Regions from separate parts of the Homo sapiens genome. Here all the other regions are linked to region 3. The links are chromatin loops, found by intact Hi-C in ENCODE. Cell type or tissue: IMR-90. All regions are shown on one strand. Region 1 has its middle 8.1 kb from the start of BTNL2. Region 2 holds the start of AGPAT1 (1-acylglycerol-3-phosphate O-acyltransferase 1). Region 3 overlaps ATF6B (activating transcription factor 6 beta).

What was found. Peaks named below come from ENCODE experiments on the same cell type or tissue, not always from the same donor. Only the 100,000 strongest peaks of a DNase experiment are listed, where the experiment ranks them.
Region 1: it touches region 3 in a loop (15-fold over the local background); 5 of 110 quality-filtered maps call a loop at or near these places.
Region 2: a loop joins it to region 3, with 3 times the contacts of the local background. A loop is called at or near these places in 28 of 110 quality-filtered maps.

Annotation. Positions count from the first base shown.
Region 1 is chr6:32,411,232-32,419,231 of GRCh38, forward strand. No RefSeq gene overlaps it. Among named protein-coding and RNA genes, the nearest start is that of BTNL2, 8.1 kb to the left of the region's middle. RefSeq lists silencers at 2,995-3,270, 3,467-3,615. In IMR-90, CTCF peaks have their summits at 2,394 (motif pointing right) and 4,389 (motif pointing right); a DNase peak (open chromatin) is centred at 2,400; H3K27me3 peaks cover 1,850 bases.
Region 2 is chr6:32,171,971-32,179,970 of GRCh38, forward strand. It overlaps AGPAT1 (1-acylglycerol-3-phosphate O-acyltransferase 1), which reads right to left and starts at 4,114. Exons shown (of 7, transcript NM_006411.4): 1 at 3,844-4,114. It overlaps RNF5 (ring finger protein 5), which reads left to right and starts at 6,435. Exons shown (of 6, transcript NM_006913.4): 1 at 6,435-6,681; 2 at 7,571-7,589; 3 at 7,681-7,793; 4 at 7,907-7,961. The coding sequence starts at 6,542. It overlaps MIR6833 (microRNA 6833), which reads left to right and starts at 7,846; the gene lies at 7,846-7,906. RefSeq lists an enhancer at 6,195-6,723. In IMR-90, a CTCF peak has its summit at 4,338; DNase peaks (open chromatin) are centred at 4,211, 5,161, 5,911 and 6,311; H3K4me3 peaks cover 3,820 bases; H3K27ac peaks cover 2,830 bases.
Region 3 is chr6:32,115,616-32,123,615 of GRCh38, forward strand. It overlaps ATF6B (activating transcription factor 6 beta), which reads right to left. Exons shown (of 18, transcript NM_004381.5): 6 at 5,648-5,733; 7 at 5,374-5,509; 8 at 5,156-5,287; 9 at 4,209-4,342; 10 at 3,341-3,526; 11 at 3,160-3,251; 12 at 2,244-2,423; 13 at 1,972-2,079; 14 at 1,708-1,789; 15 at 1,422-1,492; 16 at 1,089-1,200; 17 at 865-949; 18 at 1-353. The coding sequence ends at 124. Among named protein-coding and RNA genes, the nearest start is that of ATF6B, 8.6 kb to the right of the region's middle. RefSeq lists a silencer at 3,277-3,571. In IMR-90, CTCF peaks have their summits at 1,302, 3,370 (motif pointing right) and 3,907; a DNase peak (open chromatin) is centred at 3,406; H3K27ac peaks cover 279 bases.

The DNA of each region.
Region 1 (8,000 bases), 300 kb after region 3:
ACAATCGCACTTTGAAGACTGCGCAGTGGGATATAAATGTAAGTGGGAGGCAGTGTAACAGGTGGCAGCATTTCCCTAAAGGACATTGATTCTGTCCGTATGTCCTACTCTGTAATCTGAGACAATGTCCCCAGCTTCCCGTGGCCATCCTTCACCAGGGAATCCAAACCACTCACGTGTCTCCCTCTCTCCTTTGGGGCGAAACCTGGTGCTACTGGGTCTTCTCACTTAGCCCCAGATGTATCTTCATCCACATAGCAGGTGGTCAGAAACAGGTCAGAGCCCTGGGGTGTGCTGATCAAAGACAGAACTGTGGGAGAGCCAGAGAGTGTGGAGGCCTCCTCCAGGACTTTGGGTGAAGGAGGATTTAAGCCGTCTCACCCCAGTTGAAGGCAGAGCCAAATCCCGGAGGCCCTGTGAAAATGAGATTGCATTCTGAAAATCAGAATAGCACATTCACCTCCTAACAGCTATAATCCTCTCAACAGTGAAACTCCGGGGACAAGTGGACTTTGGCTGGGTTCAGTTGTGAATTCTGCAGACGTGCACACAAAATCATGACACTGGCAATTCTCACCTTCCCCAGAAAGCCAAGGCCTTCATGGAGGCCTCATCTGCAACCCCCCAGTTAGGTCCTCACACAGACCCCACCGTCCCACACATCAGCGGGTGCTATCCACCCTTCCCTCCACCTTGCCACACATCAAAGATTCCCAACTAGTGCCAAGTCTCCACCAGAGCATGGCACTCATCGGGCTGGAGTTGGAAGCAAAACTGAATATCAAACGTGCCATCCCTCATTCCACTGATGAGAAAACAGAGACCCAGAGAAAGGAACTGCCCTCTCCAGGATCAGAGCTCTGGGCCAAGGTCCCTTGTGGGCTACTTTATTGCTCTTTTTACTCAGGTACTTTATCTCCCTTTGCTGAGTAATAAAAGGTTTAATTACTCTCAGATGTTTACCAAAGAAATGTAATAACCTTCTCAGCATAATATTTGGGCATGAAGAGTATAATGATAGGCATATTTTGTGTGTGTTTTTGTTTCTGCCAGATTTTCCTTTACGTTCCCCTTAAGTCTGTGTTCCTTGAGCTAGAGGGGGTCTCAGATATAGTCTCAGGATTTCAAGAGTTCTCCAGAACAATTTTTAATTTAATTGCAGATTTTCATGTCAATGTAATGATAAAAGCATATGCAGCATTATGATGTTACAAGGTTTGAGCCGATTTTTTCCTTAAGTTTCTTTCCCTCCCATTATGAGCAGCCCATAATTGGGTCCCCTGACTTACGGTTACGATTCTTAATGTAAGGGTTTCCCCCTCCATCCTTCAGTCTAGACAAAGACCCTCCCCTCACTGTAGAGGATGAGAGATTTGGAGAGAAGAGAAACATAATTAAACATGGACGAGGATAGGAGGGTCTCTTTACCCTGGTTCTCTCTCAATTGGAGTAGAGGGGAATGAACCCCACTTCACCTCCGGTTCCCAGAATGGTAGCGATGCCCACAGATGTCCCTCTCAGAGTGGCAGCAAAGGAAAAGTTCTCCAAGGCAAGAAGTGGCAGACTCTGGAAGGCTCCAACAGTGGGATGAAAGTTTGCTGCCTAAAATGCTGGGATGGAATGTTCCAGCAAGAGGAGAGTGGCATCAAGGACATAACAGTGATCGTCACCACTGTGGGAAGGACAGTGACGACCAGGAAACACGACGCGATAGTGACATATTGTGGGAGCTGATGATGCAAATGTGAGGAGAGACTTCTACACCAGCCCTGCTCCGCCTCCCACCTCAGAACTTAGAAATCACACGGCAGGTGAAGGAGAGGCTGCTATTAAATTAATTGTGTGAAAGCCCCTGAATTTATCTGGAAATTACCAGATGAACTCCTCTGTCAGAAGACATAATAATGCTTGGCATACAAATTAAAATCCGTAATAGGAAAATATAGAAATTTACTTTATACACCTGAATGTGTGAAAAGATGCCGCTCATTGCATGCATTCTGTAGTATCATCTCTATGGTACCAAATGCTGCAATTATTTGAATTTTTTATGGTCAGTCACATCAGCGCCAACTCACCGCGTAAAGAAGCTCCGTTTACACTCGCGTGTGTGTGTTCTCACAAATCATCTGCATACACTTTCTCAGAGGTCTGCCTGTGCTGAGAACTGTGTCCTAAATTATGCTACATATTATGGGAGGTCATTTTGTGCAGGAAGATGTTGGTGTGTGGGAGAGAAAAAAAGGAGTCACAATCTCTGCATTCTGACTAGAGTCCACCTCCAGGAGAAGCGGGAAAACAAGGCATAAGCTGCTAGAACTGAGGAGAGGGAAAAACAAGCATCCGGCGAGGGCAGGAGGAACAGGAGAGGGGAGTCATGGATCTGCCTGGCCACCAGAGGGCAGCAGAGACGGGCTCACTGTCGGCTTCAAGGATGTTCCGCAAGTCGATTCACTTACAGACTCTTCTTCAAATGCGGCGGTCACCTGTGACCCACATTCATAACTCCCTCAGCCACTAGACGACAAAAGAAGCCCTGAGTTTAGGCTGACTGAGATTTTCATTCTAGCTTTGCTATACATTTGGGCAAGCTTTACTTTGGGTAAGTCTGTTCTTTCCAGGGGTCTCAATTTTCTTAGTTTTTACACAGGGATAGTATGTGGGTGGCTCACATTAAAGTATCGTTGTAAGGATAAAGTAAGAATATAATCATGATACAAAATCCCTTTATAGCTATTAGGTGTCATTACTGGGAATGGAAGGTCTTGGAAAGAAGGTGGATAGAAAAATAGAGGAGATTAGAAATGAAGATAAGAAATCAAGGTCAATCCAAGAAATGTCAGGAAAGTGTTGCTATGAATATGGAGAAGTTCAGGCGACGCCATCAGCTGTTTCTTGGGGACCTGGTTGAAAGATGTTTTGAGAGCTCTTAGATCAACTCACCAGAAAGATGATTACTTTGTGGAGTCTCCCAGCAGTGAGACTTATACAGGTATCGTTTCCTCAGGGAAAGGAAAGAAAAATCAGCAGCTCTCATCTCCTGGAGGCACAGTGGCTTGTCCTCCACAGTCCCCTCGGTTTGCTGACTGACTGGAGGAGAGAGAGCACCTGCAGAAGCCCTGCGACTCCTCCCCCAGATGTGAGTGGGGGGCCTGGGATTCCCGAGGCCAGTGAGGGGAGGGTGGTGCTCACAGGACGGAGGCCTTTCCTCACAGCGTGGCCACGGTTCAATCTGCACCTCTGGCCATTTTTCTTGATTGGCAAAAAGAAGGAAAGAAGAAAGGAAGAAAGGGAGGAAGGGAGGGAGGGGGGAGGAAGGAGGGAGGGAAAGAAAAGAAAAGAAAAAAGAAGAAAAGAAAGAAAAGAGAAGAAAGGAGGAAGGGCAGGCAGTAGAACTTCTGAATAGGAAAATGCCCAAACATTTAGGGATGGAGGACTGAGGTATTCTTAGTTCTGGCTGACCTACAGTCTAAGTTGAGCTCTTTACATACATGGCTGTCATATACTTTACAAAAAGTGTCTGACAAACCAGTTCCTCTAAAACTTTTAATTTTAAAAAATTTAGGTTGGGTGTGGTGGCTCACACCTGTAATTTCAGCACTTTGGGAGGCCGAGGCATGTGAATCACCTGAGGTCAGGAGTTTGAGACCAGCCTGGGCAACATGGTGAAACCCCGTTTTTACTAAAAATACAAAAATTAGCTGGGCGTGGTGGTGCACGCCTGTAATCCCAGCTACTCCAGAGGCTAAGGTAGGAGAATCACTTGAACCTGGGAGGCGGAGGTTGCAGTGAGCTGAAATTGCGCCATTGCACTCCAGCCTGGGCAACAGAGTGAGACTCTGTCTCAAAAAATAAATAAAATAAAATAAAATAAATTTTTACTTTTAAATTTACTTTTATGAAAGAGTTACAGAAGTTTAAGACAATCACAATGATCATCTATTATTTTTTGAAAATGATGAAATTACCTAAAATTGATTCTACTGCAGGTGGGAGCCTATAAGACTAAAGTTCCCAGGAAGAGATGTAAGCTTCGGTGAAACCCACCTCAGTTGACTCCAAAACTAATGCAGATGCCCCCTTGGGGAATTGCGGGGAGAGGGTGTACAGAATGTGTTAATACCATCACACTCCTCCCAGGACCCCAAAGAAGCTGCACTCACAGAGATATCCGGGCATGTCTCACACTGGAAATAGGGGACCCTTCCAAATATTGGGAGAAAGAAGGCAAAGAAAATCATACCGATATACTAAGCCTCCTGCATTTGCACCCATCCAGCCTGCCATTCATCCTGGGTTCTTTTACTTGGTCCTCTTGGGGCCTCTGAGAGGATCTCCATCTCTGCGAAGTGCATTCCCCACCGGGCTGTTGCAGTTCCACACATGGCCAGTAGATGACAGGTTTGTTCAAGAACCGCCTCCAAGATTTTACTACTGCACCGCGATTTCAGAGTGGCGGGAAGGACTGAGAGTCCCATTTAGAAACTTCCCAAATCTTAACTGCCAATATCTTTCTTTCTAAAATTGTGTTTTTGTATTTCGTGGTAAACTCAGTTCAAAGCCGCGGATGGGGGCAGGAATAGGAAAACTGCTGCTGCTGCTGAATATGCTTCTCTCTCTTAAAGGTCCCAGCAGAATTCTGCCACTGAACCACCCTGGGAGAATGCGGGGGAAAGAGAGGAGGAGAGAAGGACAGAGAGAGAGAGAGAGCCAGAGAGGATATGAGGGAGATAGGGAGAGAGGACTGCTTCATTGTCTTAAATTCGTTGTAATCACGTCGCAATACCAGGCACTCATTCTTAAGGTAGCAAAGCAGAAAATATTATAAGTTCAGTTATTAATGTCATTTGCACTTTTGAGAGTAGAGAACATAGGCACTAATATTATAATAATTCAATAACTATGAAGGAATCAAGACAATCTTCAGGGAGGATGTGGTGCATGGAATGGAATGTAAGGAATCGTTCATACTTCATGTAGGTTTAGCATTTCTTGATTACAAGCTAAATAAGGGGTGGATTACTCATGAGTTTTCCGGGAAGGTGGTGGGCAATTCCTGGACTAAGGGCTTCTCTCCTTTTTAGACCATATAGGGTAATTTTGGATGTTGCCATGGCATCTGTAAACTGTCATGGCGCTGGTGGGAGTGTCTTTTAGCATGCTAATACTTTATAATTAGCATATAATGAGCAGTGAGGATGACCAGAGGTCACTCTTGTGGCCATGTTGGTTTTGGTGGGTTTTGGCCCGTTTCTTAACTGCAACCTGTTTTATCAGCAAGGTCTTCATGACCTGTATCCTGTGCAGACCTCCTATCTCATCCTGTGACTGAAAGTGCCTTAACCTCCTGGGAATGCAGCCCAGTAGCTCTCAGCCTCATTGTACCCAGCCCCTATTCAAGATGGAGTTGCTCCGGCTCAAACACCTCTGACATTTGTGGACACGTAGAAAAGGATAATTAATGGGTTAGCAGGATGAAAGGAAAACTATACCCCAAAGGATAGCCTAGCCATTGAAATTGATATGAACTGGAATATGAAAATAATTGGGGACAATTTAGTTTCATGACCATATATAAAACATTTAACTATGTCTGGTTGTATTTTAACATAAAATTGGGCATGGGAAACTATTTTTAAAATATTCTTTATTTTTTAAATTGACCTGGATTTTTCTTTCAACTTTTATTATTTTAAAAATTAGTTTAAGCCTAGCAGATTTCACATAATTTCAGACTCCTTTTGGCAAACAGTAAACATTACAGCCTGGAAAGCTTGATTGCTTATATATAAAACCCTAAGAGAGCTATTGAAAATGCCTAGAATGTGTGAATTTAACAATGGTAAAATACAAAAACAAATTGTAATTCTATACACCACAGCAGAATATCATATATAAAATTTAAAAATCACTTCATTATGACAGCAATAAAAACATAAAATACTTAGACATAAACTGAACCGAAAGATGTGTGATGTGAAACTATAAAATACTGATGAGAGAAACTGATAAAATTCTAAATGTGTAAAGAGATATAATATATTTTGATTTGGGAAGAATTGATATTTTTGAAATAACAGTTCTCAACACGATCTTGATCAATATTCCCACTGGGTTTCTTTGTGGCAATAGACAATTCTAAAATTTATATGAAAATACAAAGGATCTACAATAGCCAAAACTTATTTGAAAAAGGACAGAAGAAATATGCAAAGCTTGGTTTCAAGTCATGCTTCAAAGCTATGGGCAACATGTCAAGGCTAGTAATGTAAGTTAGAGAAACTTCAACAAAGAATTGTGCTTAGTTGTGGGAATCCATGGGAGATTCTGGAATGAAGATGCATAGGAAACAAATGCAAGAGATGAGTCCTGGGCCCTCAGTCATTTAGAAGTTGGGAAGATGGGAGACTTGGCAAGGCAGGCTGAGATCTGGCTGTTATTCTCGTGTGATGAGAATCTCAAGACAGTGAGGTTTAGTAACAAGTCAAGAAAATACATCAATGATGCAGTAGTGGTTAACTACATAAAATGCTTCTGATATGATGAATAAAATGACATCCTAGAGATGACCATTGGATTTGGCAACATGGAGCTAACACATGTCAGTGACAAGGAGTTCAGTTAAAGATGTGGACTGTAGCCTGATCTGTGAAGAGTGGAAGAAGAATGGGGAGGAATGGAAATAACAGGTGCAGCCCAATATTTTTAAGAGTTTCCTTCAGATTAGAAGTAAAAATTCATTAGCAGAGTTGGATTTAGGGAAAAGGAAATGCCGTGGCATGTTTATATGCTGATTGGAATCACTCACTAGAGAGAGGAAATTTTTTTGGTAAACTGGATAAAGATACTTACAACATATTAAACCATGAAAAGGATTAGTACCCAGAACATAGAAAGGCCTCCTACAAATCAATTAGTAAAGGACTATATTTTTCTGAGAAAAAAAATGGTAAAGGCAAGAAGAAACATTTTATAGTAACATGTATAAATGACATGTGAATATGTGAAAAAATTTCAAACTCTTCATTATAAGTCAGAGAAATGTAAATAAACGCCACACTGAAAAAACAATAAAAATATCAAAACCTAGCAAGGATGTGGGTCAATGTTTCTACCAACAGACTTCTGAAGGAAATAGAAATTGTTAGGATCATTTTGGAAAACAAGTCAGCATAACATAGTAAGGTTGAAAATATATATACATTATCATACTACATTACTACTACAATGCTACTCTAGAACATACATCAAGAACTATTGCAAGTTCATTACAACTTCATTCCTAATAGCAAAACATCAAAACAACTTAAGTATCCATTAACAACTGAATAACTTTATATATTTTCATATCAATTATAGTTATTTATACTATATAGTTATTTATAGTTAAATTCATAAATGGAAATAGCTTTTTTTTTTGAGACGGAGTCTTGCTCTGTTGCCCAGGCTGGAGTGCAGTGGCATGATCTCGGCTCACTGCAAGCTCTGCCTTCCGGGTTCACACCATTCTCCTGCCTCAGCCTTCCCAGTAGCTGGGACTACAGGCGCCCGCCACCACGCCCGGCTAATTTTTTGTATTTTTAGTAGAGACGAGGTTTCACCATGTTAGCTAGGGTGGTCTCGATCTCCTGACCGCGTGATCCTCCCGCCTTGGCCTCCCAAAGTGCTGGGATTACAGGCGTGAGCCACCACGCCCGGTCAGAAATAGCTTTTTTAGGGCTGGTAAAATGGCCTTCATCTAGATTTTCTCATGCTTGTTTGTGAATTGGCTCCCCTCTCGATGAGCTGGTGCACTATCATTATGAGTTTTGTGCAACATTGAGTTCTTGCTTGGCAAGTTTTGTAGAATTTCTTTCCTGGGTTTTGCATGCTGAAAACATGGCTTCATTGGGCATTGGTAAATCAAACGGAGAGGAGGCAGTGCGGCAAGTACAAAGACCATAGTTACAATACTCTAAACCAAAAATATCTGAGACAGATCTCAATCAATTTAGAAGTTT
Region 2 (8,000 bases), 56 kb after region 3:
AAAATGTGAGATATCCATTACTAATCTTTTATGCTGACTACATTTTGAAATTATAATCTTGGGCCGGGCGCAGTGGCTCACGCCTGTAATCCCAGCACTTTGGGAAGCCGAGGTGGGCAGATCACGAGGTCAGGAGTTCAGGACCAGCCTGACCAACATGGTGAAACCCCGTCTCTACTAAAAATACAAAAATTAGCCGGGCCTGTTGGCGCATGCCTTTAATCCCAGCTACTCGGGAGGCTGAGGCAGGAGAATCGCTTGAATCCGGGAGGCGGAGGTTGCAGTGAGCCAAGATCACGCCACTGCACTCTAGCCTGGGCAATGGAGTGAGACTCCATTTCCAAAAAAAAAAAAAGAAATTATAATCTTTTGGATGTTATCAGATTCAAGAAAATATATTACTAAAATTAATTTCACTCTTTTTGCCTTGTAAAAATGTGGCTACCATAAAAAAATTACATTGTGGCTTGCATTATATTTCTGTAGAACAGTACTGGTCTATACATTAAGTTAAACTCTTAAAATGATGCATATGATAGTCTAGAAAGTACTATTACTATTTACATTTTATAGGAAATAGGCCCAGGGAGGCTAAATAACTTACCTGAGGTCATACAGCTCCTAAACAGCAGTTTCTAGGTTAAATCTAAGCCGCCTGTGTTCCTAACCACTCCATTACGCTGACACTGGTATGTATTGCATATATATATACGAACACAGCACACAGCATATATGGTGATTGTGACAGAACACTCACAGCCATATACCCAAGGGCCAAATGGCAAGATTAAAAGTTCGTGTCACTAATGCCAACAGACACACAGTCATACAAAGACTAACATGTTCACACATAGACACAAATTTATAATTACACCCAGTGACAGATAAAAGAATGTAAATGCATAACTAGAAAAATCCCTCTCCACCCAGGCAGCTCCCCTATTCCTAGGTAAACTTATGGACATACCTGGAATAGCTACAAAGACCAATCCTACCTCCAGACAGGCAAACGAATCCTACTACCCTTTCCCTTCCTTCTAGTGACACTTTGCGTGGGCAGGTACAGTGTGTGAGGCCTCACCAAGTGAAAAAAGGAGGGAATGGAGTAAAGGTGACCTAACAGCACTTGCCCTGGGAGAGGAAAGGGCTCAAGAGGAAGAGAGGCAGGAACACAGAACCTGTGTTCTAGGTTCTTCCTCCTTCCTCCACTCTGCCCCAGTGTTGGGGGCAGGGTAACAATTCACAAAAAGGGTGTTCAGGCAAATACCTGTCATTCCTACTGAGGCCACAGGCACTGTCTTCCCATGATGGGAAGGGCTATGCTCAAAGGTAAGCCTATTGCCAAGCGAGAAGGTAACAGGCAATAGAGGAAACAGGAGACCCTGCCAGTTGGAATACCGTAGGCTTTCTGAGCTGCTCCATCCCACTGCCCCTACAAGTTCAGAACAGCATCATTTCTCCCCTGAACTATGTGGAGTAGGCTCCCAACTCCCTCCAATCCATCTTCCACGTAGCAACCACAGAGATTTTTCTGTTAGCACAGATTTTTCTGAAACACAGAGCATTTCCCTGTCTTGCCTAAAGGCTCTTCTTGATAAGTTGACTTCTGCTTACATCTTCGACCACATCCTCACAAAACTCTTTGTTCCAGTCAAACTGATTCACTTCAGTTCCTCAGACACCATGATCTTTCATGCTTCCCCACCTTGAACATGCTGTTCCCTTTGGCTGGAATGCCTGTCTCTTCTCCTGCCTCACACAGCTCAGTGTCACCTTTTGGAGGGCTGCCTGAACCCCTCCAGGCCTGTGCTTTCCTTACACTTTTATCTTGATCAGCGGGTCTCGAAGTATAGAAATGCAAATTATTAGACTTCACCCCAGATCTACTGAATCAGAAATTCTGGGCATTAGGTCCAGCAATCTGTTTTTCTTTTTCTCACTCTGTCACTCAGGCTGGTTTTGAACTCCTGGACTCACGCGATCCTCCTGCCTCAGCCTTCCAAACTGTTGGGATTACAGGTGTGAGCCATCGTGGCTGGCTAGCAATCTGTATTTCAACAAGCCCTCTGGTGAGTCTGATGTGCGCCTGAATTTAAGAACCACTGATCTTGACAACACACTATGTGTTGACTGGCGTTTTTGTTTCCCTCCTTAGGCTGTAAGCAGCTTAAGGACAGGGACTCTGTCTTATCTCCAGTGCCAGGACAATAGGAGATGGAGTAGGTGCTCAATAAACACTTGCTGAACAGATTCTAAGGCTGTATACCCACCCATAGAGCCACAGTTAATGACAGAGATGGCGGTTCTGATCACAAATTAGATAGTTATCCTCTTGAGTAGAAGTGACTACTAAAAGAAGTCACTGAGAAAGTAACGAACACACCAAGCCTAATGGTAACCGACTCTGAATAGATACATGCAATACATAGCCATAATGAAGGCAGAGTAACAATAATCAGGAAGAGGTCATCTCACAAGAGAAATGTACCGAATGGGATCAAGATGCCACAGGGAAAGATGCTGCTCTCATCAAATGTGTGCCAACAGTGCAAAGAATGGAGGATAATGTCCATAAATAAATACCAACAATGGGGTTCACAGCAGGATTGACCCTGTGACATGCATTGAGCTCATGGACACAGACTGTACACAGCCACTGGAAAGATAATGTTTGTGTAGAGAGGTATGGGCCAGGGAGGTCACCAAGGTAAGGCATGCAGGGATGGTTCTTTGCAGACCTGGAGACCCAGTTACCTTCTTCTCTTAACACTTGATATTAAGTGACCCTCTTTGGAGAACAAAAGTCCAAGGATTTAGAAATGCAATGGAGGGCCAAATTTAATGAGCATACGGCTCACAAAATATACTGATGACAAATTTATAACACACATTCTATGGTCCTGTTACATCAGTGTATCATGCAAAGGCGCATACACATGTGTTCTGTGAACTGTGACTGGGAAAACACAGCAAACAGGCCAATTCAGTCAGACATCAGAGTGTGGGGTATTCAGCCAAGCCATGGGATCCCACACATGAAGACTACTGCAAATGGTAGGACCATGGACATGTCAGCCAAAGCAAAATAAGGTATATAACCTTCACATGCTGAAATAAACATGCCAAAACATAAAATGTGCAAGTAACATGAAATTATAGAACAGGTGCAATATATGAAAACTCACACACATGCGGTACTTAAAACATGTCAAAACTGGATGTGAGACATGGACACAAGAATGAAGAATGGGCAATTCTGATAGAAAATAACACACCATTTCTACACAGCCTATGGATAGCATTGGGACAACCTAGTTGCACACAAGCCATTAAACATGTCAAAGGCACACAGACTCAATGTAGAAAACATGGCTCCCATAAGGCATTTGTGTGTCAGTAAGGGTCTAGCAGTGTGGAAGGCCACTGAGAAACAAGAGGTCCTGTGCCTAGATGGAAACAGAGGCACCTAAGGGTATTCCTAAGAGGCAAATTCTGCTGGCCTTCTCCCCTCATGACCCTTCAAGAGTCATGTGGGGTCAAAGGGCAAGAAAAGGAATTGGGGAAGGTGTAGGGAATTCCCTCTCCAGGATTCCCTGTGCACGCTCCCAGTCCCAAATTCACAAGGGTTTCCATTTCTCCTCCCTCCCAGGTCTCTTCCATCCTTCCTCCCTCTCAGGTCCCCTCTCCTATCCCCAGCAACCCTCTTCCCAGTCGGCCCCTCTCCTTTCCCCAGCAACCCTCTCCCCCAGTCGGCCCTCCCAGACCCAATCTCTCCCCTTCCCCTCATCCTAGTCGCTTTCAGCACCCTCTTCCCTCCTCCTCCCATCCCTTTCCCGCCCACACCTCAGAGGGGTAGGGGGCCTGGGGGGCTGGCCCCCTCCCCAGCCAGGCTGCGGCAGCGGTGGTGGCGGATGGCTGTGTCTCTGTCTCTGTCGGGGTGTCGGTGCCAAGGGGGCGACGGGATTTGGGGGTGTCCTAGCCCCGGCCGATGGAGGGGAGGTGGGAGTGGGAGGTTGGGCCCATAGCGGTAGGAATGGTGGGGGGCTGTCCCCCCAGCACCCTCCCTCCCTCCCTTTCTGCTGTCTCTCTGAGGGCTGGGGCTGCTGCCGCCGCTATTCCCCCGCCACCCCTCCCCAACGCCTGCTGGTTTCCGGGGCCGGCCAGGAAGTGGAGGGCGGTGATGGGCAGCCTGTTTTGCCAATCGTCTCCCAGAAACTCTGGCATCTCCTCCCCACATCTACCAGTGTCCTCTTGCGAGCCCCGCCCCAGGGCTCTCCCTCGGTCTTTGCCCCCATCTCTGGCTCCAGCTGCATCTTTTTTTTCTCTAACTCCCTTTCAGCTCTGGATCCCCTGGTGCTGTATTCCTCCTTCCGCACATTCCTTCCTTTATTCTCCATCAGCTCTCTTTTAACTGCCACTTTTACTTGGTCTCTTTTTTTCTCAACTCCGGTTATCTGCTGCTTATTCCCCCCAACTATTCTTAAGGACCCCTTTTCCCGTACCCATTCAATTCTAAACATTTATCAAGCATCTACCTACCATATGACAAGCATTAAGTTCACCTCTCTTCTTTTTCTCTCCAGGACTCCATCTCACTCCATCTCACTCTCCAGTCCTCTGGTCTGGTTTCCTTTGCCCTTTGTCCCTCACTATCTCCCAGCAGTCCAGCTCCCCCCTCCACCTGCCTTCTCTGGCCTTTAAAGAGAAGAGATCTCTTTGGCCTTATCCCTGACCCTTTCCTTTTCCATGCTCTTTTACCTCTGTACCTTTTCTTTCCTACTTCCTTCGTATCAGTCTCCTTACTTGCCCAAGCTGAGACAACCCCTTCTCACAACATACAATATGGGTACATCTTTTCTTCCAATGGAAATTTGGCTTCAGGGGTGCTTTCTAGAAAAATAAAAAGTGAGGAAGAATGCCGATTCCTCTGGAATGCGCGTGCCTCCTTAATTTGGTAGCCATGTATCTAGTTTTCCACCCCCTCTTCTCTTCCTCCACTCCCATTATCCCTTTACTAGGATCATTCCATCACTTCACTCTCCTTCATTTCCACCTTTCCCTCTCAATATCTTCCTTCCTAAACCTCAAGCTTCCTGAATCCTCATCTGCCCCAGTCCTTCTTTACGCAACTGCTAACTTCTCATCTTTCCTTACTCTTGAGTCACATGGGATCTTTTATCAAGGTCCCCCCTCTAGCCACACCTTTACCCTGCATTAGTTTACATGCCCTCGGGAAGAGGATTGGTAGTGGGAGGACTGTTACCTAATTCTGCTCCTTTAGTCACAGTGAGGGTCAGTGATTGTAGGAAAAGCCCAAACTCCCCGGGGTCCAACCTGGGAAGAAGACCCTATTTCTGATGGGCAAATTATAAAGAGGAAAGGGCGGGTCTAGCCTCCGCGGGTCTCCTTAAAAGGGGCGGGCTTTGTCCCTTTTGCACCACTCACAAAGGGGTTGAGCCCAGAGCTTTCCTGCTCTGAAGGTTTAAAACGGAGTTGAAGTCAATCCTGTTCTACTCTGTGTACAACATTAAGAAAGGGGTGGGCCTTTAGTTCAGTTTTGCTCTGTAAATCACCTAATATGGGGAGGGCTGAGTCGTCCAGCCGAATGAGTTGGGTTAACACCAGCGCCGCAGATCGATGTTCCCACTATCCAAACGTCGGGCTAATCCCAGTTCTGCTCCCTTAACTAAAAGGGAGGGGCAGACCCAAGTTCTGCTCTCTACGTCACCAAAGGAGGTTGGAGCCATTTTGAACCCTGCGACCCTAGTGTTTTCCCTCTTTTCCTAGCTCTTCGCCGTCTTTCCCGATGTCGGCCAATCAGGGGAAAAGGAAAAGGCCCAATCAGCAGAAAGTCCACAGCTGAAGGACCCGGATGAAGCGAGCCTAGGACTTTGAAGTGCAAGCCTCGCCAATTGTAGAGCAGTCACCATGGCGACAAGATAGGGGTGAAGAGGTGGAAAAAGAGAAGGTTAAACCCTCACAGGATTGGCCCACCCCCGTCCCGCCGCGTGCTGCGCAGGCGCGTTTTACCTAACCACCATTTTCCGTCAAGTTTTAGCCAATGAGTTGATTTGGAGCCATACGCTCCAAAGTCCAATAGCAATCCGGACATTCTCTAAAAGAGGAAGCGAAGGAAAGAAAGGGGCTTATAGTGGGCGAGGTCTATAGGTAGTCCCGAGCAAATTGCTTATGGCTTTGGTTATGACTGACAACTACTCAGACGAATAAAGCCCTCCTTGGCCAGGCGACAGCGTGTAGCGAGTTATTACCAATCCCTTGGCATTGCACATTGACTTAGACCGTATCAGCCAATAGCCATTGTGCGAAGGCAGGACTGCACTAACCTTTTCCCGCCCCTACCCTTTGGGCCAATCCTTTCTTTTGAATTCTTTGTGACTGGCAGGCATTCAGACCAATAGTGATTAGGAAACCTTGAAGCCTGCCCAACGATCGTGGGCAGGAGGTGGTTTCTGGTTTGTTGGGGCGTGTGTATGTGTATTTGGGGGGACTGAAGGGTACGTGGGGCGAAACAAAACCGGCCATGGCAGCAGCGGAGGAGGAGGACGGGGGCCCCGAAGGGCCAAATCGCGAGCGGGGCGGGGCGGGCGCGACCTTCGAATGTAATATATGTTTGGAGACTGCTCGGGAAGCTGTGGTCAGTGTGTGTGGCCACCTGTACTGGTGAGAATCGAGGAGGGGGGCGGGAGGTGGTGGGTCTCGCTTATATACTGGAGAGGCTAGGAGCGAATAATCATACAGTCATACAGATAATCGGAGGGCACGTTCCCATAGGTGAAGCCCGACAGGAGACATAAGACTTTGCTGGTATGTGTGGGTGGGAGTATAACGGTCGAGATCTGTGGAAAGAAAGGTCTTAGGAACCAGGAGCTGAGGCACGTGATGTGCTGAGAAGAGAAGGTGGGGCGGGGAGTGGCAGGACAATGTGAGACCCGAGCCACCTTACCCCAGAGAAGTGAGGGGTCTTAGCTGTGCAGGTGGAAACAAGTGAGACACAAAGGTTAAGGGAGGCACGCATCAGTTGAGTCGGGGAGAACCAGGAAATATGGATCACATTCAGATGAGATCTGGGAGGGGGCTGGTATAAGGGCACTGTGGAGAGGCAGACTTGAAAGGTTAAAGGGTCATAAAGATAGGGACATTATTGAGCTTGAAAGTGAGTAATGGGGGAATGTGCTAGTAAAGGGGTTTGGTTTGGAGTGATGGGGTTGGGGTTGAAAAGAGGAGACCCAGAAAGAGGTGGCTGAAGGAAATTAGAAATTAACTTGAAAGGCAGAAAAGAGAGGGCACGAAAATTTGTATGTGTTTGTTGGGGAGAGGAGAAAGGAGAGGGTTGAGTGTGTTGAGGATGGACAGAGCTTTAGGTGTTGGAAGATCAGACAAGCAGGAAGGCTAACTAAGTTGGCTGGCATGGTAGAGGTTGCAGAAAATCTGAAAAGCAACAGCAGGTTGCTTGGGAAGAGGGGTTAGATGGGATTCTGCGAAGTCTAGGGTCTGTGTCTCTCTTTTCTGTAGCTAGTTTGACCTTTTTTTTTTTTTCTCCCCCATCCAGTTGGCCATGTCTTCATCAGGTGCGTACTCAGGAGATGAAGAGGGAAATGGGGAGGTCTGAGGAGCTGTAAGACCCTCTTGTATACTGGAAACCACCTTTTTTCTCCCCAGTGGCTGGAGACACGGCCAGAACGGCAAGAGTGTCCAGTATGTAAAGCTGGGATCAGCAGAGAGAAGGTTGTCCCGCTTTATGGGCGAGGGAGCCAGAAGCCCCAGGATCCCAGGTGAGAGACTGGAGGTGTTGCTTAGGGAAGATTGAAGGCTTCTGCCCTTGGAAAACGGTGTGGAAGATGGGAGGAGAAAAATCCCTGTTAACTTTCTCTCTCCACTTCCTCAGATTAAAAACTCCACCCCGCCCCCAGGGCCAGAGACCAGCTCCGGAGAGCAGAGGGGTGAGTCTTCTTGTCCAGTTGTGTCCCTTCCTTGACAGA
Region 3 (8,000 bases):
CCCCACACCTGCTCTTTCCTTTACCAATTGCCCCAAGCCTGGGGATCAGGGAAATTTGAAACAGTCCCACCTGGCCACCTGGTACCCCCTCCCCCCGTTCTAAGTCAGTGTGAATGGCAGAGGTCAGGGATGATTGAGGTAGAGGGGCTGGTGGGAGGCCTGGTGGGCCTGGCTGGCTGCAGAGACTGGCAAGGGGCCACCTGTGGCATTGCCTGGGGTTGGGGATGGCTGTTTTCGGAGCGAGGGGGGCACTGTGGAGGTCTTGATGTGAATCACCCTGGTGTCCATGACCTCACACTCGATCTGCATCATCTCCTCATAGTCCCCCGGGGCCCCACGGCCTGACAGGGTCTCTGTGAGAAGGGGAGAGTTAAGGAAGAGGAGATGGGGAGGCAAACAGGGATTGCAGGGAGGAGGGGAGGAGGTCAGAAAAGTAGAGGTGAGCAGAGAGAAAAAGAAAGGGCAATAGTGAGGAGGCAGATCCATAGCGGGAGTTAAACAGGATGGCAGGGACAGAGTTTGGTGCAGGGGCAAGGAGAGGGTAGGAAAAGAAAAGGGCATTGAGTGTGGGGTCACACAGGAGAGGACATCAAGAGAAAAAAGTAAGTGAGAGTCTAGCAGGTTCCCGGCCCCCCGCCTCTGCCCAGTCATCTACCCAAGCACCTTCACCAGGGAAGGACCCTCACCCTTGTCTCCCTCCCAAGTCTCCTGCATGGTGCTCTTCCCTCCACCTACTTCCTGCTGCTTCTCACCTGTGGGTCCAGCAGCTCTCTGGATGCCCTGCTCCTCTCCCCCTTCCCCCTCAGCTCCCAGGCTGGATCTCCCTGTTGGAACTGCCCCCATACCCAGCAGGGAAAGAGTTACCATTGGGGGCCATGGCAGGCATCACCAGGGACATCTTGGGCCGGGAGGTCTTGTTGTGGCTGATGGCTGGGAGCAGCAGGTGGTCCTGGGGAACAGATGGGCCAGGCCAGAAGGGTGGAGGCAAAGATGCCAACAAGCTCCCCAGCCCTACTCTACATCCCCCCACTGAAGACAGACTGCTGGGAACCTGGGGTGACAGAGATGGAAGGGCAGGAGAAACTCACCCTTCGGAAAGAGACAACATAAAATGTGTCTTCCCGTCGGTCAATTGCATCCAAGAATGCTGGCTGCGAACGGTCTGGGTGGCGATATAGTTGCAGCTGGCCCACAGAATCCCTAGGCAGGTGGGGAAACAGGATTTGAGGGGAACTAAGCCCAATGCTCAGTTTCTACCAGGGAAGCGGGTAGGATGAGAGAAAAAGACAGGAGACCCCCAGTGGAGGAGGGAGGTATAATCCCACTGGTGACAGTAATGACAGGCACAGGACAGCTACTGGGGGTACAGCTCTTGAAAGTGGAATTTCACTTAATAAGTAAGCACCCCACCCCACACTCACCTTTCTGGGGGTCCAGGGGGTTGGATGGGGACTGCCTTAACTGGAGGTGACTTCTTCCGTGGCTGAGACTTCTGGAAGGAGAAGTATCTAAGGACTTGGAGAGGGTGAAGGGAAAAGGGAAAGAGACAAACAGCCCCTGGAAGCTGATGCCACCTCCCACTCAACCCTCCACTTCCTTCAAACGATCCCTCAAACTTCCACAGCGAGATGCCCACTAGAAATCCCCAGACAAGGCCTTTAGCCCTTGTCTTCAAGTGGCCTTCCTTGAACCAGCCACCCGCCCTACCTGTCTCTCCTGGGCCCTCTGAGGGATCTTCCTCCGGCCTCTCTGGTGGCGCTGGACCCAGCCACTCAACTCGTCAGCAAGCCTGGGGAAATGGAGGAGCTCAGGACCTCCATGCCAGGCCAAGATTCCCACCCTCCTTGCCCACCCACAGGAGTGAGGAGAGGGCAGGGAGCACTGGCGCTTTAGTACACAGGCCAGCCAGGCTGACTGCAGAAGGCCTTGGGAGGCCGGGGGAGCTGGATGCCCCAGCAATGAATCCCACACCTCAGGGACTCAGTGCGGTTGAAGTGCCGGCAATCAGAGGAGAGGAAGAGCTGGTCTAGGTCTCTTAGTAGTAGCTCCTTGGCGCCCCCAGGGAAGGCTGTCAGGTTGCTGGAGTGAAGCAGGAAGGAGACAACACTTGGAGACTGCCCAGCACTCCCACAACAAAGAAGGCGATGACGGCAAGAGAAAGCTTTGGGTCCCCCTCACTGAAAGCGGGGAGAAGACCAACTCATACCCTCAAACGAGAGGGGGCCCTCTCTCTCTCTCCTCACCTGAAACTGGGCTGGTCTGTGGGGCTGGGCTGGGGCTCCTTAGGGCCCTGGGAGGACCCCTGGAGAGGTTCAACTCCCTGAACTGGCTCTTGCTCTGAGAACCCCAGCAAGTGTCTCCGGGGTTGAGGCTCCCCCTTGTTCATCCGAGGAGAGATGGGAGCTGAAGGAGGCTCACTGATGCTGTGGATAAAGAAGGACTGAGCACAATGAAGAATTTCAGCTGTATCAAGTATCTAGGTAAGAATAAAGACTCTGCAGATGGACTGCTTGAGTTGCAATCTGTTATACAAGCCTGAGTCTGCCTCTGTAAGATGGGAATAAGGATGGTCCCTACATACAAAAAAGACAGTGCATCACCTAGAGCCTAGAACTCAGTAAGCACTTAATAGTCACTATTTCTACCAGCATTATCACCATCATCTACTCTCCACTGGAAAAATAATGGAGCAGGAGGCCGGGCGAGGTGGCTCAAGCCTGTAATCCTAGCACTTTGGGAGGCTGAGGTGGGCAGACTGCCTGAGCTCAGGAGTTCGAGACCAGCCTGGGCAACAACAGTGAAACCCTGTCTCTACTAAAAAATACAAAAAATTAGCCGGGCATGGTGGCGTGCGCCTGTAGTCCCAGCTACTTGGGAGGTTGAGGCAGGAGAATCACTTGAACCCAGGAAGCAGAGGTTGCAGTGAGCCGAGATCGTGCCACTGCACTCCAGCCTGGGCAACAGAACAAGGCTCCATCTCCAAGAAAAAAAGACAAATAATGGAGCAGGAAGGGGCTGGCCAGACACATCATCGGTGCCAAGGACACCAGAACCATTTGTATATAAGCAGAAGGAAATGGCCTGGGCCAAAGCAGGCAGCTAGGAGGCTGTAACGTGGGCTCCACCTGGAAGGTTCTAGTGAAGCAAGGAAGGTCTCACCTGACAGGTCCAAAGTTGAAGGCAATGAAGAGAAGGAAGACCATGATGCAGACCACCTTCCTGTTTCCAGACCCTAACTTGAGCTCGCTGTTCTAAGGTACAAAGAAGGAGACAAGAAAAAGGGGAATCATTCCAAGGAGGCTGTATTCCTGTTGGTCTCCCAGGGACAGACTGGTCTTACTTCAGCCAGCAGGGCCTCCAGCCGCCGCCGGAGGGCAGCATTCTCTCGGCGGAGCTGCTGGTTGTCAGCCAGTACTGCTTGCAGCCGAGCCTCCAGTCCCTGCAGATACTCTTTCTTCTTTCTCCGGGACTGGCAGGCTGACTCCCGGTTCTTGATCATTCGCTGCTGCCGCTTCAGCAGCTTTGCCTAGGCACCCGGAAGGTCAAAAAAGAATGACAGATGAGTTGGCAGAAGGAGACTATGCTCTCAAACCCCAAGGAATGATTTACCCAAAGCTCACATGGCCATTCCCCTGCCTTCCTGACCCACCTACATAGCCAGAGAGGTTTTTCCTCTCTACTCAAACACGCTAGGGAAGGGGCCCTTCTTTCAAACATTCCCTGCTACTGCTCCTCAGAGGTGGGAAAGGTTAGAGTGTGGGAAGAACTTTCTCCATGCTGGTGGAAACTCTTTCCTTCGTAACTCTTTCTTCCTGTCAGCCCACATTTGTAGGGTTCAAAGTTTAACCTTGTTATACTGCTTATACAGTTTACCTGATTTTCCCCTAGGAGGCAGCCTCCCTCCCCAACTATGGCCATGACCGTAGTCGTATAGTACAGTACGACTTCCTTGCCTTTAATTTATGGAGACCAACCCCATTTCTCCATCTGCAGTGACAGCAAACCTAAAGGACCCTAAAACTACCTGGAGTTGATATTCATATAGAAACAGGAGTCCATTCTGACCCTCAGAATGATCTAATGGGTCCGTTTCCTCACTTTTTTCTCCTAGGTATCGACTCCCTCCTCATCCCACAGTTCTCTCTATGGCAAGACTTCCCTCTTCCCTTCCCATCACTCGCCCTACTTCTCTCCTCCCCAACACTTACATCCACTTCAGGCGGGCAGGAGTTTCCAGGCATAGGAGCGGGAACGATGCTCTTCCTCTCAGGCCGTGGTAGAGAGGGAGCCGGCCCTTCAGGCTGGACTCGAATAGCACCCTGGATGAGGACAACTGGGGACACTGGGGCAAGTGAGCAGAGGTCAGAGGGCTGTGCGCTGGGTGGGGTCCTTGTGTCCACACCCACACAAGAGCACCCAAGGATTGGGCAGCCTCAATGGCTGCAAGCTCTCTGACAGGGTCAATGCAGCCCGCCTCCTTTTCTCCTTTTTTTCTTTTTTGAGATGCAGTCTTGCTCTGTCGACCAGGCTGGAGTGCAGTGGTGCGATCTCGGCTCACTGCAAGCTCCGCCTCCCGGGTTCACGCCATTCTCCTGCCTCAGCCTCCCCAGCAGCTGGAACTACAGACGCACGCCACCACGCCTGGCTAATTTTTTTGTATTTTTAGTAGAGACGGGGTTTCACTGTGTTAGTCAGGATGGTCTCGATCTCCTGACCTTGTGATCCGCCTGCCTTGGCCTGCCAAAGTGCTGGGATTACAGGCGTGAGCCACTGTGCCTGGCCTTTTTTTTTTAATTAATTAATTAATTTTTATTTTTATTTTTTGGTTTTTCTTTTTTCTTTTTTTTTTTTTTGAGACAAAGTCTCGCTTTGTCGCCCAGGCTGGAGTGCAGTGGCATGATCTCGGCTCACTGCAACCTCCGCCTCCTGGGTTCAAGTGATTCTCCTGCCTCAGCCTCCCGAGGAGCTGGGATTACAGGCGCCTGCCACCACTCCACGCTAATTTTTGTATTTTTAGTAGAGACAAGGTTTCACCACGTTGGCCAGGCTGGTCTTAAACTTCTGACCTCAGGTGATTCGCCCGCCTCAGCCTCCCAAAGTGCTGGGATTACCGGCGTGAGCCACCATGCCCGGCCCTTTTCTCCTTCTTCAGTACCTGGGGGTGGCTGGACGAGGGACTGCAGAAGGACTGTGGTGCTGGGAGGCACAGCTCTGGATGGCATTGGGACAGTGGTTAGCACTACAGGTTTGGGCTGCAGTGGCGGCTTCCGGGTGGGCAGGGCTTTGCCTGAAGGAAGGTGAGAGAAAAGAACAAGAAATGTCAGGACCAAAGGCCTCTCACTAGGGATTCCAAGTGTCAGGAGACTCCATTACCTGAGGAGCCATCAAGGGATGGGCCCATGCTGATCTGGACAGCTCCAAGTGAGGGGGCTGGGACATCCCACAGGAGGCATCCTGAAGGGGACAGGGACTCTGTCTTCACTTCCAGGACCTCCTCTCCTATAAAAGCCTATGTGGGGCATTCCAGAGATACATTAGTCAGGAAGAGTGTCGAGGAGAAGGAGCTGAAGAAGGGAAAGCTCTCATACCTCTAGGTCAGGAGGAACTCACTGGAAAACCTGGAGGAAGGAAGGAAGGTGGTGCTCACCTGGCTGGAGGAGTCGGCTGAGAGCAGGGAGGCCTCAGAGTTGACGGAAGAACATGGAGAGACAGGTTCTATCTTGGTCTGGACATCTGTGGGAGGCAGGATGAGGCAAAAGCTGGATATCATGTAAACACTGAAGGGTTAAGAGGGTTAAGATGGGAGGCTGGGCATGGTGGCTCACGCCTGTAATCTCAGCACTTTGGGAGGCCAAGGCGGGCAGATCACCTGAGGTCAGGAGTTCAAGACCAGCCTGACCAACATGGAGAAACCCCGTCTCTACTAAAAATACAAAATTAGTCGGGCATGGTGGCGCATCCCTGTGTCCCAGATACTCAGGAGGCTGAGGCAGGAGAATCGCTTGAACCTGGGAGGCAAAGGTTGCAGTGAGCCAAGATCGCGCCATTGCACTCCAGCCTGGGCAAGAAGAGCAAAACTCCATCTCAAAAAAATAAAAAAGAGGGTTAAGATGGGGAAATGGGTCCTTTCTCTTTGAACCTGAAAATAAAACTCTTCTGGCCCTAGATTACAGGCCATCCAGGAGGGGCAGTCACAGAGCTGCTCACCTGCTGGCTCTCCGCCCCGCTTTTCGCCTAGTGCTTCCCTTTCTCCTTTAGTGGCTCCTCTGATTTTTCTCATCCCTGCTCCATGTTCCTCAAAGCTGTCTTTGCCCTTCTGCGTTTCCCTCTTTCTTGTTCACAGAACTTGTCTATTCACATAGAATAGGCCTGAGCAGGGGAAGTGGCAGGGGGGTCTCCAGCATTCACATGGCCCAAATTCCTATCTTGCTGGATTTCCACCTTATCCCTGCCCAATGCATCTCCATGCTGACAACCGCCAAGTGTGCATCTCCCCCTGGCTGCTCACCTGCACCAGATTCTGACTTCCAAGCTGCCTGCTGGTCCCTTCCATTCTCATGCCTCACCAGTCACCCAAATCTAACTGGCCATAAATGAGGCTTCCTGATTGCCCCGTCACACAAGTTTTCCTCCCAGGCACCAAACAGCAAAGCCTCAGTCACCTCTGAGCCTCCATGGCCTCCAATAAATCTGCCTTTATGACTTGTTGATCACTCCATGAAAGAAAATGCTAGGCCCCATGTCGGTGAAATAAAACCCTTCTGAGGGCCAGATTCAGCCCACAGGTCAACAGTCCACCACTACCTCTGGTCCATACCGTTCACTTTGGTACTTAATTATATGATCACTAAGATTGCTTTTTAAAACTTCAATTTATATTTTTGAATAGATAATACAGTCATGATACAAATCCAAACGAACAAAGGAAAATTAAGTCAAAAAAAAAATCTTGGCGGGGCACGGTGGCTCACGCCTGTAATCCCAGCACTTTGGGAGGCCGAGGCAGGTGGATCACGAGGTCAGGAGATCGAGACCATCCTGGCTAACACGGTGAAACCCCGTCTCTACTAAAAAAATAGAAAAATTAGCCAGGCGTGGTGGCGGACGCCTGTAGTCCCAGCAACTTGGGAGACTGAGGGAGGAGAATGGCATGAACCCAGGGGGCGGAGCTTGCAGTGAGCCGAGATTGCGCCACTGCACTCCAGCCTGGGTAGAGCGAGACTCTGTCTCAAAAAAAAAAAAAAAAAAAACTTCCCTTCCCGGTCCTCCAGTCACTCAGATTCCCTACACAGAGATAACCACTATCAGAACTATTTAACCATGGCTGGGCATGGTGGCTCACGCCTGTAATCCCAGCACTTTGGGAGGCCGACACCCAACGCAGGTGGATTGCTTGAAGCCAGGAGTTTGACACCAGCCTGAACAACATGGCAAAACCCTGTCTCTACCAAAAATACAAAAAAATAGCCGGACATGGTGGCACGTGCCTGTAGTCCTAGCTATTAGGGGGGCTGAGGCAGGACAATAGCTTAAACCCAGGAAACGGAGGTTGCAGTGAGTGGAGATCACGCCAATGCACTCTAGCCTGGGTGACAGGGCAAAACTCTGTCTCAAAAAAAAAAAAAAAAAAAAAAAAAAGGGAACTATTTAACCATGATGTATTATAACCCTCACAAAACTCTCCAAAAGCAAGAACTATGTCTCATGTCCATTGAGGGTAAAGTACAGGCCCTCAAAAAATACCTAAGTATGGAGGAGAATCTGACTCTAATAACACTATGCAATGCAAAGCCACCAACAATCCTTACAATCCTTTTGCTGCTAATAGCAGTGGGCGATCTCGGCTCACTGCAAGCTCCGCCTCCCGGGTTCACCCCATTCTCCTGCCTCAGCCTCCCGAGTAGCTGAGACTACAGGTGCCTGCCACCATGCCTGGCTAATTTTTTGTATTTTTAGTAGAGATGGCGCTTCACTGTGTTAGCCCGAATGGTCTTGATCTC